Linked DNA regions of Mus musculus: region 1 is linked to region 2. The links are chromatin loops, found by intact Hi-C in ENCODE. Cell type or tissue: left cerebral cortex. All regions are shown on one strand. Each heading gives the region's core, and the rest is flanking DNA. Links, peaks and the distances in the headings are about the cores only.

What was found. Hi-C counts contacts between places; a loop is a spot of excess contacts. Peaks named below come from ENCODE experiments on the same cell type or tissue, not always from the same donor. Only the 100,000 strongest peaks of a DNase experiment are listed, where the experiment ranks them.
Region 1: it touches region 2 in a loop (2.7-fold over the local background); 2 of 42 quality-filtered maps call a loop at or near these places.

What each region holds. Positions count from the first base shown.
Region 1 is chr8:71,917,566-71,925,900 of GRCm38, reverse strand. It overlaps Zfp882 (zinc finger protein 882), which reads right to left. Exons shown (of 3, transcript NM_001166645.1): 3 at 7,050-8,335. Zfp617 (zinc finger protein 617) reads right to left here and starts at 3,076. Exons shown (of 4, transcript NM_133358.3): 1 at 2,929-3,076. The coding sequence starts at 2,931. It also overlaps the pseudogene Ccnb2-ps. In left cerebral cortex, for the core only: no CTCF peak of the experiment used is centred there; a DNase peak (open chromatin) is centred at 3,122; H3K4me3 peaks cover 1,640 bases; H3K27ac peaks cover 1,573 bases.
Region 2 is chr8:72,156,517-72,164,851 of GRCm38, reverse strand. It overlaps Rab8a (RAB8A, member RAS oncogene family), which reads right to left and starts at 3,652. Exons shown (of 8, transcript NM_023126.2): 1 at 3,370-3,652. The coding sequence starts at 3,493. In left cerebral cortex, for the core only: CTCF peaks have their summits at 4,647 (motif pointing left) and 6,498 (motif pointing right); a DNase peak (open chromatin) is centred at 3,765; H3K4me3 peaks cover 1,891 bases; H3K27ac peaks cover 1,087 bases.

The sequences.
Region 1 (8,335 bases), core at 103-8,102, 240 kb after region 2:
GGGATTACTGCTACACCAACAGGATAGAAAAGCCATAGTTTCCTTTATTAAGGGTTTTCTCTGAAGGCTCTCTTTTCTGACCCCCACTCCCATCATAATGTACTTGTTCCTTTCTAATACTCTGCCCAATGAAGGCCCAATCCTAGTCTGAGGTCCTTTATCCTTTATAGAACTCACTCCTAGAGGGTAAATATGTGATATTTCCCACCTGCTGCTTCCCTTTCTGTATTGAACACTGTCGACTATGTGAATTTTTCCTTGATTTGTAGGAATGCTTGGAATGTCACTTGAAGTGCTGAAGGTACTACATGTGGGATGCTTCTCTTCCATAGTACCTGTGACCAGAATCAATGCATGAATTTCAGTGTTTCCAGGTGTGTGGGGTCCAATATCTGTACCATATTGGAATCTCCAAGAATCCAGTCATCCTAGAAGGCACCCAGCATGCTAAAAAATTCCAAATGTTTGTCTGGGCAGATGGCTTAGCAGTTAAGTGCTTGTCAGTTTAGATCTCTGAGACCCAGTAAATGATGGGTAGGTACAATGGCCTGCTTGTAATTACAGCCTAGGAAGTTGGAGACACAAGGTCTCTAAAGCAAGCAAGCTACCTAGCACCACTATCCATTTCAGTGAGCCCTTACTTAAAGACCCGCTTTAATGAAGAGGGTGTAAAAGTGGGCTTTCTCAAGCAAGCATATATTTACATATGTGAAAAATAGAAAAAGAAAAGAAAAAGTGAGTTTGACTCCAAATGTTTACTTTTCTGGTACAAAAAAAAAAATTACTAGAAGGGACCAATGTGGGAGTTCAGTAAATTAAAGAGCAAGTATATGGACAATCACACCAAACCAGAGCAGGACTGTTGCCTACTTCAGATTACCACCTTCACTCTATCTTCCCCGTTGTCATATGAATGACTTTTATTCTGTTTATTACTGAGGTATGGACAAGCAGTAGCATCAAGACAGATTGTTGTATCAACATTCCCCTGTCCTGGGTAGTCACAGCCCACACAGAGGACAGCTATATAAGTCATCCTGCACTCAGCTCCCAGTGTTCAACCCTTATTCTCTCTTTTCAGAAGCAACCTTACTATGTAGTCTTGGCCTGGAACGCTACATAGACAGGGCAAGTCTGCAAATGACAGAGATCTGCCTGTTTCTGCCTGCAGAGCTGGGACTAAAAAAGCATATGCCACCACAATGGGCAGGTTTTCAACTCTTTCAACTGGAAGCATCCAGGATCTTCAATTTCCCTGAGAACATAACTGTTTCCTATCCCTCAGGGAAGTTCTTATTCTAGTGTGTTTGTAAGGGGAGCTTGGTTTTATACCTGACTAGTTATGCACATCTGGTTTGGGTTCCTGTAGTGCCTATGAAAAGAGGGAGGGAGGGAGCGAGCCCTATGATTTATACAATTTTAATGTAAAATTCTTTATTTGAAAGGAGGAAAGAAGTAATTAAATGTCTTGACAAATTGAAAAATATCAATTAATGGGGTGCAAAGACAATAAAATAGAAGGAAAATATCTGCAATACAAGAATCGAGAAAGATGAGTGTGCTCAGTATAAACTAAACCATCACATCAGTAAAGATGGAAAAATTACTAAAACATTTAAACCACATGTAAAGAAAGACATAGCCACTTGATAATTAATAGTCAAATAAATACTAAGTGGATCCCACTATATACCATGAGGACAAAGTTCAGTCAATTAAATAATATTAAGTGCTGATCACAGAAAAGTTACTCAGGAATAAAATTTGATATAGAGTTGAGACTGTAGCTCAGTTGGTATACGGTAGATACTTGTCTAGAATGCATGAGGCCCTGGGTTTAAATTTCAGAGCTGCAAAACCAGGAGCTAGTGATGTGCTCATAGAATCCCAGCACTTGGAAGGTAGTCATAAGACTATCAGAAACTCAAAGTCAAGCTTGGCTGTAAACTAAGTTTATCAACAGCCTAGGATATGTAAGATCTAGTCTCAAACAAAACAAAAACAAACAAACAACAAAGCAAAACAACAAAAAAAATCCAAAACAAAGAAACCGATACGTTTGCAATTCACTATGATTTGAACTTGACCACGACTTAAAGTCCAGTCGTTTCCAAAAAAACTTTTATTACTGGAAAAAGGAGCAGAGGTAAGAGCAGTATTTAACCCAAGAGTAAAAGATAAACTTGAAAACCCTCAAGTACCATACTCACAGAGATGACGAAAATTGAAAAGTTCTTCCTCCGACCTTAAGTCAGAAGGGATAAAGATAGTCTCGTCATACTCTATAAAGGGATAATCTACCAAGAGGATATTACAATCCTAAATGCGGGAGCCGCATGTACCCATGGAAAAGAACTGTGACTGTCCCCTGAGAAGTTCCCTCACATCTCGGTATGTCTCAGTTTTCCCAGGTTCACTTCCATTAATCTCTGCGCTTAAGATCTATATTAGACATGTTTCTCGGGCCTGGAGAGATAACTCGGTGTGTAAGAGTGCTCGCTGAGCAAGGGTGAGAACCCGAGTTCAAATAAAAAACACCCAAGTAAATGCCAGGCATGGGGACAGAGCCCGGAGGATCGCTGGAGCTTGCTAGCAGGCAGCCTAGCCACAGGTTCAGTAAGAAACCCTGTCTCACAGGAATAAGGCGGGCCGTGACAAAGCAGGACACCGGGTGACCTCCCCTGGCCTCCGTGCATGGCGGGGCGTAAATTCTCACTCGCAAGAATTGTCTCCTAAACTTCCAGCTCGGCTCCACATCATCCAGCCTCGGAATCCCGCTTTCGACTGACTTTCCCTAAGGGGAAAAGCAGCTTTTCTGGAGCCGCAGGCGACAGTGCGCAGCCGCCCTTCGTCCCCCGGCGCAGCACCGGGATCCCGCCGCCCGGGACCAAGGGCGCCGCGCACAGCCCCGCCACTCGCCTGGCTCACCATGTCTGTGCCCAGGCCTGCCGCGGCTCCACAGAGGCTCCGGAACAGGCACTCACACGGCCGCGGAGGCTCAGCAACTTGGACTTCCTCAGCTGAGAGCTGTGAGGAGGGAAGCGCCAGCAAGAAAGATGGCGGGTGAGGAACTTCCGCTCCTCCCGCCGGCGCTGCTGATTGGCCAGCTCACACACTGGTGTCTGTACCGGGAGTTTCCGGCGGACCTCCCGACCTTTCCTAGGGTATGGCGTCATACAGCCAAGGACGCTAAACCGTCCGGGACTCCCACAGTTGGTTACTGAGAACCGCCCGGAAGGGAGATGGCGGACAAGGCGCTGCCTCTCGGCACCCTACCTGCCGCTCCTTTGGCCCTTATTGCTGGGCCCACAGATCCAGTCTCCGAAGCCTAAGTGACAGAATAAATTTATTCTCCCTCTTACTGACACAACCACTCCCTCTCCTGTCAACAACACTAATGAGATTCATTGGGACACACAAAGACATAAAAGATGAAAGAATTCGAGAGGGACAAGAGCAGGTAAAGGTCTGTGTGTGTATGAATATAAACAAGATACATGAATGAAAATGTTATATTGAAACTTTTCGTGTAATTAATACACGCTAATGACAACATTAAAAAAACTGTACTTTCCAGCAATTAAAAAAAAGCTTCAGCAGCTCTTCCACAAAGGACATTCTTTTTAGAAATGAGGTTTATTATAAAGTGCCTCAAGCCATGCTCAGCCCTGTAGGTGGAAGTGACATTAGACAGAAACAGTACAATTTATGCAGCTCTAAAAATAGGGCCTTAAGCCGGGTGTGGTGGTGCACACCTTTAGTCCCAGAACTCGGGGGGGGGGGGCAGAGGCAGGCGGATTTCTAAGTTCGAGGCCAGCCTGGTCTACAAAGTGAGTTCCAGGACAGCCAGGGCTATACAGAGAAACCCCGTCTCGAAAAAACCAACAACAACAACAACAACAAAAAACCAACCAACCAACCAACCAACCAACAAAAAAGGCCTTAAAAGAAGGGGCAGGGGGCCAGGCGTGGTGGTGCACGCCTTTAATTCCAGCACTTGGGAGGCAGAGGCAGGCAGATTTCTGAGTTCGAGGCCAGACTGGTCTACAAAGTGAGTTCCAGGACAGCCAGAGCTATACAGGGAAACCTTGTCTCGAGAAAAAAAAAAAAAAAAAAAAAGAAGGGGCAGGCTTCCATTCGAAGCCTGGCAGGCGGGTCTGGGAGGAGGTGATGTGGGGAAGGAGGTAGAGGAGATGAGGGGCAGGCAGAGGTGGACAGACTAACCTTGAGAAGGGGAGGGGAGAGCAGAAGAGCCTGAGATACAGCTTTCATTGTCTGGACCAAATCCCAGAGCTATCTATCTTCCTAAGGTGTCTCAGACTACTCCCCAGAACAAATAAAAAGGTCTGATTTTTTAAAAAATTACCTTTTAGGGGGCAGGAACTTTCATATCACTTGATATGTTTCAGCATAGTGTACCTGAACGGGAGCAAGGACGAGCCAGGTACTATTGAGAACTGTCACAGCACAACACACTGCTTAACTCTGTCCAAGTGAGGGCTGCATAAAAGTTACGAGATTGGGCCTAAAGGAGCAGGCTGGTAAAAACCAGCCACTTTGGCCCACCTTGAGGGCTGTTGGATCTCACAGAATCCCTGGACAAATGGCTGAGGTGCCTATTAATAGATAAAGCAGCCTCTGGTCAACTCTCCCAGCACTTCTCACCTTACTCCCTACCCTAAACCTCCACTGCCTGAGGCTGGGCTTCCTTTCCCCCAGCCTCTGATCCTGTTATCTTTTATTTCCTGGATCTCTCTTGGTCCTCTTTCCCCATTCTCTCCTCCCCTGCTTTCGGCAACCTCTCCTCTCATGGTCCGGTTCAGTCTGGACGCTTCTAGATTTCTTTGGCTGTATTGTTTCTCCTGTCTACAATGAACCTCTTCAACCATACCAAACAGCCTTCATGTCAAAAATTTTCATTCAGGGAGTAACCATTTCAGAACGCAGTGTTTTGGAGATGCCAGTACCATGAGATGACCACCAAGAGCAGCAGCAGCAGTGGAGTACAGGCATCTGGAGCCTAGAGGACGACGCGTGTGCTACAAAGGGCATGGCTGGAGAAGTGACCCAAGTCCTTGGAGGAGCCCAGAAGATGGTGAGTTGAATCCCAGACATTGGAGGGTTGGAGATTGATTTTTGCTTTTGATTGTGACTGTGCTCTGATATTTTCCCTCTTGAAGGAAGAAACTGTTTTAGTGGAGTCCACAGTTACGAGACTTTTAATTGTAAAAAGACTTTGGATTTTAAAAGAGATGGATATTTTAAAGAGATTGAAAATTTAAGAATATGTAAAGACTGTGGGACTTTTAAAGTTATTTAGACCTTGGGGATGAGTAAGAATGTAAGGGTTGAGGCTTACTAGTGATGTATTTGTGTGTCAAGTTGACAAGGGGTCAATTGTACTGGCTAGTTTTGTGTCAACTTGACACAGCTGGAGTTATCACAGAGAAAGGAGCTTCAGTTGAGGAGATGTCTCCATGAGACCCAACTGTAAGGCATTTTCTCAATTAGTGATCAAGGGGGAAAGGCCCCTTGTGGGTGGGACCATCTCTGGGCTGGTAGTCTTGGGTTCTATAAGAGAGCAGGCTGAGCAAGCCAGGGGAGGCAAGCCAGTAAAGAACATCCCTCCATGGCCTCTGCATCAGCTCCTGCTTTCTGACCTGCTTGAGTTCCAGTCCTGACTTCCTTTGGTGATGAACAGCAGTATGGAAGTGTAAGCTGAATAAACCCTTTCCTCCCCAACTTGCTTCTTGATCATGATGTTTGTGCAGGAATAGAAATCCTGACTAAGACTCTTTCCAGAGTGAACACTACTTCTTGCTGTATGGTGGACCCTTTCAGCCTCTATAACCAGCCTCACAGAAATGAAGATATTTAAGTGACATGTGTGTTATAATCTACCAGACTAATGAAATGATGAACCTTAAGAAATAGCAATTTCCCCAAGAATCTTAAATTTGGAGAACAAAAAGGTGTCAGTCAGAAGGGGATTTATGACTTATAAGTTTACTTTTCAGGACTAGGCTGAAGTCCAGACAATAATAGGTCAATGGTGGGTAGGACCAACCTAGACTGAGACTGCCTAGTTGTCATAGGGTAGCTTCAGTTGTCAATTTGACACCCCTGAGAAGAGGAAATGTCAACTGAGCAATTGGGCATGTCATGTCTATCATTTTCTTGCTAACTAATGTAGGAGGGCCCAATCCACTGTGGGTAGTACCATCTCTAGGCATCTTTCTTGTCTTTAGAATCCAGAATTAAAACATCTTTCCTTATGTGTGTGGTATGTGCTTATATGGCTGCACACTTGTGGGTGCATAGAAGCCAGAGGAGGACATCAGGTGTCATTCTCTTTCTCCATCTTTTTCTCCTGAGAAAGGGTTTCACTAAATCTAGAGAGAGGGGGCAGACAGGAAGCCCAGTCATCTTCTGGGTCTGGCCCTCTCTACTGACATCACCAGTGTTTGTGGCTAAGATCAGCTTTTTTATGTGGGTGCTGGGAACCAAACTCAAGCCTCATATATATGTAATGCAAGCACTCAACTTCACTGTGCCCCTCCTTCCCCAGGCAAGAGGACTTTCATACGTAAACAGAATCACATGTAGACTAAAGGCTTATATGAACTGACTGTAATATTAAAAGATGACTAATTGATATCACATTTGCTAATTAGCATTACAGATTTATCATCCATCGTTGTGTTTATGTGTGCCAGTGCTGAGAACACTAGCTGACGTTAGGCCAACAATGAAAGCTTTTTTTTTTTTTTTTTTTTCCGAGACAGGGTTTCTCTGTGTAGCTCTGGCTGTCCTGGAACTCACTCTGTAGACCAGGCTGGCCTCAAACTCAGAAATCCACCTGCCTCTGCCTCCCAAGTGCTGGGATTAAAGGCATGCCCCACCACGCCCGGCCGAAAGCTTTCTTTACACAGTGAGTTTCCACCAAGATTGATACACGCCTCAGCTTCTGTATGGTGTCACCTGCTAATACCTACTTTTCTTGATAGCTCTGAGTGGGTGTTTCAACCTTGATTCACCAACTCTCGTCTCAAAAATAGAAGTACTTTTATTTGCAAATAGTATGTTCTACATCTACACTATGATTAGAGCAGCTACATGGTTTGTGCTTGCTTCTATGCTCCTACTTTACAACACTGTCAAGCAAGAGATGTTTGGAAATTACTTCTGTGCAGTGAGACCTTTACTGCACTTCAGAGCTATGCAGGACCCTTTGTAGGGTTCTACTATGGCAATTTACCTAAACATTACCTACAGACGCAACATCAGGGATGATTATTAGCCTAGCTCTTAGTTCAGGGAGAGACATAGTGTCAAGGGATTAAGGCAAAAAGTGGGGCAGAAGGACATCCTCCTCTGGCCTCCAAAGGAACACAGGCACAGACATCTACGGATATACCACACCCACTGTGCTTACACATGCTACACATACACAAAATAATAAAATAAAATGATATTTCTGATGAACAGATCAGATATGGTATGTAGATAGATTCATTACTGTAATCTGTTACATTTGATGTGATCATTGCTTAAACCAGTGGGATGTATCTTTTGGTAAGAAAAGTGAAGGGAAAACTATGATAAAAAGCTGTAACGTAAATACGGTAAAATTTACATAGGAATAGAGCATTAATTAGTAAGATCCCACTACATAAGGAATTATTGCCCATTATTGCATTTGGGCAATAATGACTCTGATGAAAGGAAAATTTTGAAAAATGTGAAGTTGATCTTTTATGGTTATTTTGCAGGTAGGTTGTCAATATTTATAAAAAAAATTACACACACACATATATACTGCTGAAAATAGTTAAAACTATAAAATATGCACAGAATTCTTATTTGGAGAAAATATTAAAAGTCAAAAACAAAACAACTGGTGGTGCTGTGGACCAGAGTGGCTATGCCTCATCTACACTTTCCAGGGTGGTCCTCATGTTGCTACTCTGATGCCCAAAGGTGTACAGTGATTTGAAGAATATTGATACAGGAGTTAATCCTAAAGCTATATGACTAAGCAGCAGGCAGTTTTAGAAGAAACTGGAAATAAAGTTGGTCTAAGTCCATTCCAAGTTTAGGCTTCTACAGGAAACTCCATACATGTGCATTGCCATCATGGACCAGTTCCTACATGTTCAGCTGCTCTGCGGGAAGAAGCTGCAGCTGGTTAGGATCACAGCTCTGCTTTTGGCTTCCAAATATGATGCTTTCTCTGAGTACTGAAGACTTTGTTTATATCTTAGACAATGCTTACTCCAGTTTCCAAATCTGAGAAATGGAAACTAATTTTGAAAGAGTTGAATTTGGAGTTGGG
Region 2 (8,335 bases), core at 126-8,125:
CCCAAGCAATCTAGAGGAATCAGGAGTTCAAGGTCATCCTCAGCTTCCTGGGGACTTCGAGGCCAGCCTGGGTGGGCTATGTGAGGTCCTATCTCAAACAAGAGAGAGATGGTTAGATGATACTACAGTGTGCTGGAACAATGAATGGGTCTGAGCCTGGCTTCAGAACTGATTGCAGTGCGCTGCGGGGCCAGGTTCACATCACAAATAATTCACAGGGTACAGCTTCCAGAAAACAACCACCACTCAATCCTCCTTCATTAATGAACACAGAAGACTGCTGGCTGCCAGTATGGATGGATGTACCTTCCTGCATAATTTTAGGACTAGGTGGCTGGGACATACTCTTCCAGAGACATTCCCCAGTGTGTCACACAGAAGTCCAGGGTCAGTGTGTAACCAACTGTAGTCATGAATCTCGCTTTGGTCTGGAGCCCTCCTGGTTTTTATTAATGCACGAATTGACTGAGGAGCTGTAAACTTTATGAGGCTCCAGAATTATAAGGTTATAACTTCAAGGTCAAGGAGAATAACTTTTCTAGAAGACAGAGGTCTGTGGGAATGTGATACCAATTCCTGGATTCAAATGCCACCTCCACCTCACTGTGATCTTGACAGTCACACCCACCTCACTATAAAGGATGAGGCCAGTCTCCTCGGGACCCTGAAGGATTAAATGGGTTTTCTGACCAAAAGTTTCAAACTGGGCTGGAGAGATGGTTCAGCAGTTAAGAGCATTGACTGCTTTTCCAGAGGTCTTGAGTTCAATTCCTAGCAACCACATGGTGGCTCACAACCATCTGTAATGAGATCTGATGCCCTCTTCTGGTATGTCTGAACACAGTGACAATTGTACTCACCTATATTAAAAAAAAAAAAAAAAAACTTAAAAAAAATGTTTTAAGCCAGCCAGATGGAAAAGGATGTGTAGCTGACCTGTGTTGAGGCCCTTGGCTCCATCCCCAGTATTTCAAAAAGAAAAATTGAACAAACATATATGAGATGCAAAATAAGCAATACAGGTCAGCAAGATGGTTCAGTGGATAAAGGTGCTTGCCACTGAGCCTGATGACTTGAGTTCAATTCTTGGGTCCTACTCAGTAGAAGGAGGAAACTGACTCCTGTAAGTTGCCTTTTGACATTGGAATTTGGGAGCCAGAGGCAGATGATTTCCATGAGTTCCAGAACAGCCTGGTTATATAGCTAGCCTGTCTCAAACAAACAAACAAACAAACAAGGGCTAGGGACACGACTCAATCCCTAAAGTCCTTGCCACAAAAGCATGAAGACCTGGGCATGGTGGCATAAACTTACATAACATTACAGCACTGGTGAGACAAGAAAGAAGGGTCCTGAGGCTTGCTGGTCATCCAGCCTCAAACTTGGTGAGCTCCAGGATCAGTGAGAGACCAAGCAAAGATAGCTTGGTGGGTGAAGGTACTCACCCATAAACCTGACAACCTGAGATCAATCCCCAGGACCCACATGGTGGGAGGAAAAGAACAGACTTTAAAAGGTGTCCTCTGACCCATACATGTGCATAAGCATACACATACACTCCCAATAAAATAATTTTTAAAAATGAGGTGAAGATTGAGGAATAACCCCGACTGTTCCTGTATGCACACAGGAACATGCTCACACACATGCATGCATGCCAAATTGAACAACAACAACAAAACACCCCTGAACTAATGTCACCATGTTGGTGTTGACTAGGAAGTGTCTGAGGATGGGAAACTGAGGTCTGTGTTGAGAACAAACCAGAGCCTGTGGGTAGCTACTGTCACTTCCTGCTTGGTCCTCACCTGAGGGTAACTCCAAAGCTGAGTGTTTGGGTGGGGGTGTGTGTGGGGGGAGAGGCTTTAAATGCACCTGTGCCCAAACCCTCTGCTTCCTCCAGACTGAACCTTCCACTGGTTGTATAGATCTAATCCTCAACCACCCAGGGCACCAGACAAGACAGACAGTGCCATATCTACTCTAAATAAAATTGGGTCAGTGAGGGTTAGAGCTTGCTCAACCTAGAGTTCAAGTATGATGATTCCCTGTCCAGTTCCCTATACTTGACGCCTGACACACGACTGCTTCAGAACACTGACTGGGAAGGAGATATTAGATGGCATTATCACATGACGGTCAGGTCAGGGAGACAACAACTTAGTTGACATTACACAGAAATCATCCCCCAGTTTCCCTTTTCCTTCCAAGGCAGGGTCTCATGCAGCCCAGGCTGGCCTTGAACACTCTATGTAGCCAAGGATGACCCTGAGCACCCGATCTTCCTGCCTCCCTGTCCTTAGTGCTGTCATTACAGGTGTTCACTACCACATCTGGTTTCAGGGTGCTGGAGATGGCACCCAGGGTTCCAACAATGGAACCACATCCTGACTAGGGATAAACCAAGCCTAGTGACTATTCTCTTGTTTCAGGACCATACACCATCCAGGTCACTCTGTTTGGCAGGATTTACTTCCAGGTAACACTCAATGTGAGCCATGACTATTCATGGTAAGGAGCATGGTCAGCACCATTTTTGACGTCAGAACTGGGGCCATCACAAGCCAATTCTGTTCAACTGTGCCGTGAGGCAGCCCTGGGGAAAAGCTGTTCAGGTGGTGTTCTTGGCCCAGTGAAAGGAAGTCAGTCAAGGCTGCACGTAGCCATGGCTGGACTTAGTTTCTTACTGGAACTTTTTCTCTTGTATTCCCACCAGGATGACAGATACTGTCACCATTCCTCAGAGAGAAGGCAGGAGGACTTTGGGTTGGAGTCCTGACTTAGATGTGGATCAGTGGTGCTGGTCCTTTGAAGCTCTGGAACAGCTGAACCTTGAATTTTGGAGTCAGACACACCTGGGTTCAAATCTCATCCCTAATACCTGTAGACTGTGACCTTCAGTGCGTGCCGCACCCTCCCTCAGTTTCAAATTCCTCCTCCAGGGACAAAGCACCCATCACGAGTACACTACAGATTTGATACTGCACATGCCAAGCTTGCCACATAGGAAACTACGAGGTCAGGTGTCACCTCCATGCCTCAGTTTCCACTTTTGGAAGACGGGGGTCTCCCCGGAAGAACAGTGTAGAGGTCTGATGTAAAGACACAGAGAGTTGACAGGCGCCAGGACCCCAGGGCAGGCTCTTCCTCAGACTGCAGCCTGCATGTCCCTGTCTGCACCTTGGTCTCCGGCGCCCGCCAGGGTCCCGGCCTGGACTCCCTGGCGGGAGGTGGAGGCCGCTGCGGTTCTCTGTCCAGCCCCGTGACCCTCCCGGATCCTCGGCCCGAGTGGATCCTGAGTCGATCCCTCAGCCCAGCCCCATAGGGGCGCGTCCAGCCCTGGTCACCGGCCGCCCAAGGCCCCGCTACCTATGGTAGAGATGAATGTGGAGTTGAAGGCGTCCTCGGAGAAGCGGAACAGGACACAGGTCTTCCCTACCCCCGAGTCCCCGATCAGCAGCAGCTTGAACAGGTAATCGTAGGTCTTCGCCATATTACACTCTCTCCCCGACGGGAAGTACGGCCGGCGCCTCGCCACTGGTCGCTGGACCCGTCTATCATCTCAGATCCCGCCCCCTATTGGCCCCCTGCCCGCCGCGCATCATCCAGGCCTACGCCCGCCACCCGGAGCCCCGCCTGTCGCAGAGAGCCCAGGGGAAAAAGGCGAAAGCGGCGCAGAGCCGGAAGCAGCCGACTGCACAGCCCATTGGTTGACGCTTGGTATAGGGAGGTTTGTTATTGGCTAGTGCTGGAGAGTCGAGGGTGAGGGCGTCAAATGACCAGCGATGGGTGTGGTCACATCTTGACCCCGCCTTCCCGTGCGCGCCTTCTCCTCAGCCCTTCAGCGTCCAGGCCCTGCCCCCGACAGGAGGGACCCCAACAATTCCGCGCGCTGGTTGATGAGAGAGTGGGAGGGACGGGCTTGGTGAACAGGCGCAAGCGTACTGGGAAGACGGTTGGCTCTGGCAGAGAGCGCACGCGCGCAGAGAACGCCTCGTGTTTCCCGCCTTCTCTGCCTGCGCAGCAGCAGCCGTAGCCGCAGCCGGCGCTGAGGCGAAGCGCAGGAAGTACCTGTGGTAATGCTTCTGAGGAGGATTTTCGGCGGTGCAAAAGTGGCGCGGGTTAAGATGTGCTGCAGACTCGCTCCTCGGCCTTGGCGCCCACCATTGGACTTACTTAGGTGCTGTACAGGCAAGCCGGCCATTGCCGTGAGCGATCCCAGGGCTTCAGCGCCGGTAGGGCTATGTTATCATTTCCAAGTAATGGCAGCGTTTTTTGTTTTGTTTTGTTTTGTTTTCTTTTCTGTGCTTGCGGGTGCTATCTATACTTAAAAATAAGTCAAGGTCCTTCACCCCACACCAGCCCGGCTTGGTAGGTAATCTTTTCCTCGTTTTATGGTAAGTATACTGAAGACAGGTGAAGTGACTTTCCTAGGTTTCAGAGTAGCATTTTTTTTTCCCTTCTGTTTTTTAATATGTTGAGGTGTAGTCCCGGAGTAACGGGAGAACAGTGACAAAATAAAATAAAGCCACATTAAGATAAACATCTGAGGGCTGGAGAGATGGCTCAGCGGTTAAGACTACTCTTCCAGAGGCCTTGAGTTCAATACCCAGCAACCACATGGTGCCTCATAACCATCTGTAATGGAATCCAGTGCCCCCTTTTGGTGTGTCTGAAGACAACTACAGTGTACTCAAATCTTAAAAAGAAAAAAGGAGTGGGGGGGGGTGGATAGATGGCTCAGTGTTTAAGAGCACTTACTGATCTTCCAGAGGTCCTGAATTACATGGTGGCTCACAATCATCAGTAATGAGATCTGATGCCCTCTTCTGGGGTGTCTAAAGACAGCTACAGTGTACTTACATATAATAAATAAATTAAAAAAAAAAAGATCTGAGTTGCTGACTACATGGCTCAGCCAGTAAAGTAAGTCATTTGTTGCTAAATCTGAGGATTGTATTCAATTCCTGGGCATACTTACTGGAAAGAGATCCAACTCCTGCAAGTTGTCCTTTGGAACCTCCACCCCACCCCTAAGATATAAATCTGTGGGAAGCAGCATCAAGATTAACACTAAGGAGCTGGAGAGATGGCTCAGGGTTTAGATCACTGTTTGCTCTTCCAGAGGTCTGGAGTTTGATTCCCAGCAACCACATGGTGGCTTCATATACATTAAAACATAATAAAAATAAGAAAGATCAACACTAGAAATGGCCCTGTGGATAAAGATGCTTGCTGTCAAACCTGATAACAAAAGTTAGATCCTAATGAAGACAAATGGTGGAAGAAGAGAACCAACTTCCACAAATTGTTTTTTTACCACCACAGGCAAGCACATCTTAAGTAAATACATGTAATTAAAATATTACATGTGTATAATATATATGAGGGCTGAGGAGATAGCTCAGGAGGTGAAGTACTTACTGGCAGACCAACTCAGGTCAAGCCTGTCTTCAGATGTGTCTCCCCATTCTCTTTTTTTAAAGATTTATTTATTTTAGTATATGAATACACTGTAGCTGTACATATGGTTGTGAGCCTTCATGTGGTTGTTGGGAATTGAATTTTAGGTCCTCTGCTTGCTCCTGTCAACCCTGCTTTCGGTTGGCCCCCCTCGTGCTCTCTCTGGCCCAAAGATTTATTTATTATACATAAAAAAAAAAAAAAAGATGAGCCAGATCTTATTATGGGTGGTTGTGAGCCACCACATGGTTGCTGGGATTTGAACTCAGGATCTTTGGAAGAGCAGTCAGTGCTCTTACCCTCTGAACATCCTGCCAGCCCAGTGTCTCCCAATTCTCAAAGCTGATTATGCATGCAGGCTTCAAGCTAACACACACCAAGTTATCTAATGCTTCTTCCCTAGAGGAAACGTTAACTAAATGGGTCCCTCCCCACTTTCCCTACATTATGCCAGCTGGGAATCAGCCCAACTGCAAGTTCTTACAGTGGACTATTCAACTACATGGCATGGAACCGCTGCCTTTTTGTAAAACCTGTAAGAAAGCCCACTCTATTCTGCTACACGGACCTGAATTCTGAGTTCCTGACATGCTGTTGTCTACCTGCCTCTGGCCACAGGGTCTGAACTCTTAGAACTCCTGACCTGCTGCTGCTTGTCTGTCTATGGTGTTAATAACTCTTATAATCTGTCTCAGTATCCCCGTGGAAGCCCAAATTAAAAACCTTTCACTATGTAAGATGACAACACACAGCTCGATAGGATGACATACAAAATGCCAGTTGCCAGGGAAGGACTGGAAGCTCTTTTCTACCTGGACTATCTGTAACAAATACCATGTACAAAAAAAAAAATAATAATAAGGCCACTGTGTACAAATACAGGAGGAGCTGGTCATGAGTCTTGTCACCCAGTGCTTTTGAGGGGTGCCCATTCTCTGTTCATAAGCCTACACTCATTGTCAGGAACACTATCGCTTTTAATTTAAGATTTATTTATTTTATATATGAGTATATATAAACACTGTTTTCATGCACACCAGAAGAGGGCATCAGATCCTATTACAGACGGTTATGAGTCACCATGTGGTTGCTGGGACTTGGGACCTCTGGAAAATGAGTCAGTACTCTTAACTGCTGATCCATCTCTCCAGCCCAAATACCCTTTTTGTATCAAATAAACTATCTTTTACTACCTTACTGCATGTCCCTGGCATATAAGCCTGGAAACCTCAGCAGGTGCCCCTGGGGTGCAGATTGGTACCTGTAAGAACAAAGAGGCCTTGTGCATGCCAAGCAAGTGCTTTGATGCTGAGCCTCAGACCACCACTGAGTAATAGCTAGGATTTGTGTGTTACAGCTCTGAGGTGAAAGGCTTCCCCAGCGGAAGTGTTACAGCTCTGCTTTGGCTGGGGAATATTTCCCCAGCTCCGGAGAGAAAGGTATCCTGGCAGTTGGGAGCCAAGGAATACTGCAAAATGACTCTGCACAATAAACCTCACACAAGAGATAAATTGGGAGGAAAGAACCCAGAAGGGTAGTTGCCCCTGCTCTGGAGAGAAGCAGCAAAGGACTGAACAGAGGATAGGATTTAAATGGCTTTGTGGGGCAGAGCTTTCCATGGTGGAACTTTCTAGGGTGGGGATTGGTGGGTTTTCAAGTCCAGAGCTTGGGGTTTTTACACTGTTGAGGCATGGGGGTTAGGTCCAGCCATTAAGGAGAGTGTTCTTTGGGTGGAACCTAGTGGTTGGAGGCCCTTAGGGGGGGGGGGGACTTAAGATTTCATCTATGTAGCCGGGCGTGGTGGTTCACGCCTTTAATCCCAGCACTTGGGAGGCAGAGGCAGGCGGATATCTGAGTTCGAGACCAGCCTGGTCTACAAAGTGAATTCCAGGACAGCCAGGGCTACACAGAGAAACGCTGCCTCGAAAAACCAAAAAAAAAAAAAAAAAAAGATTTAAAGATTTCATCTATGTTTCCTATTTCTCAGTAGCAACTTTTAAGTTACTCTGGAGTATTAGAAAGGCAGAGATTCATCCAAGGGCATGCAGGAAGCTAGACTGTGCCTTTCCTCTTCTCAGTTTTATTTAGCTTATTGTATTCATCTCTGCTTGGGAAGTTTCCATTAGAACTGATGTCCACTTTCTAGGCCTCAGAATCTGTGGTAGTTGCTTCTCTTGATTGCCTCTGATAGATTTTTTTTCTTGGTACTCTCTTCATGTGAGTTGCCTCTCTATTGAATCATCACCACCACTGCAGACATCTGTAGATTTTTGTTTGTAGTTCAATATTTGTGTTCTGCCAGATTCTTTCCATCTGATTGTCATTTTCTGGATGATTTTTCCTGTGGTTTCTAATATCTTCTTGGGGATAATTCTAAATTTTTCATCCAAGGATAAGTGAGGTGGCTCTGTGGATTAAAGGTGCTTGCTATCAAATGTAGTTGTAATACCCTGTAAACACCTCCTGCCCCAGGAGTTAGGTAACTTCCGTGGAATGCCAGGAGTTGTAGTTCTTGGAAAAGAACACCTCATTGGAAAGTATGGTGGCCTGTAGTTTTGTCCGTATAAGCCCCAGCAACACATGGCTGGGGCCATTCTCAGGTGGGAAATTCCTGGGAATGTTCCTTACCAAAGTCTATCTTTTGGTCGGTATTTAATATTTAATAAAGCTGGTTGTGATGGTCTGTATATTCTTGGACCAGGGAGTGGCACCATTTGGAGGTGTGGCCTTGTTGGAATAGGTGTGACCTGGTTGGAGTAGGTGTGTCACTGTGGGTGTGGGCATAAGACCCTCACCCTAGTTCCTGGAAGTCAGTCTTCCACTAGCAGCCTTTGGATGAACGTGTAGAACTCTCAGCTCTGCTTGTGCCATG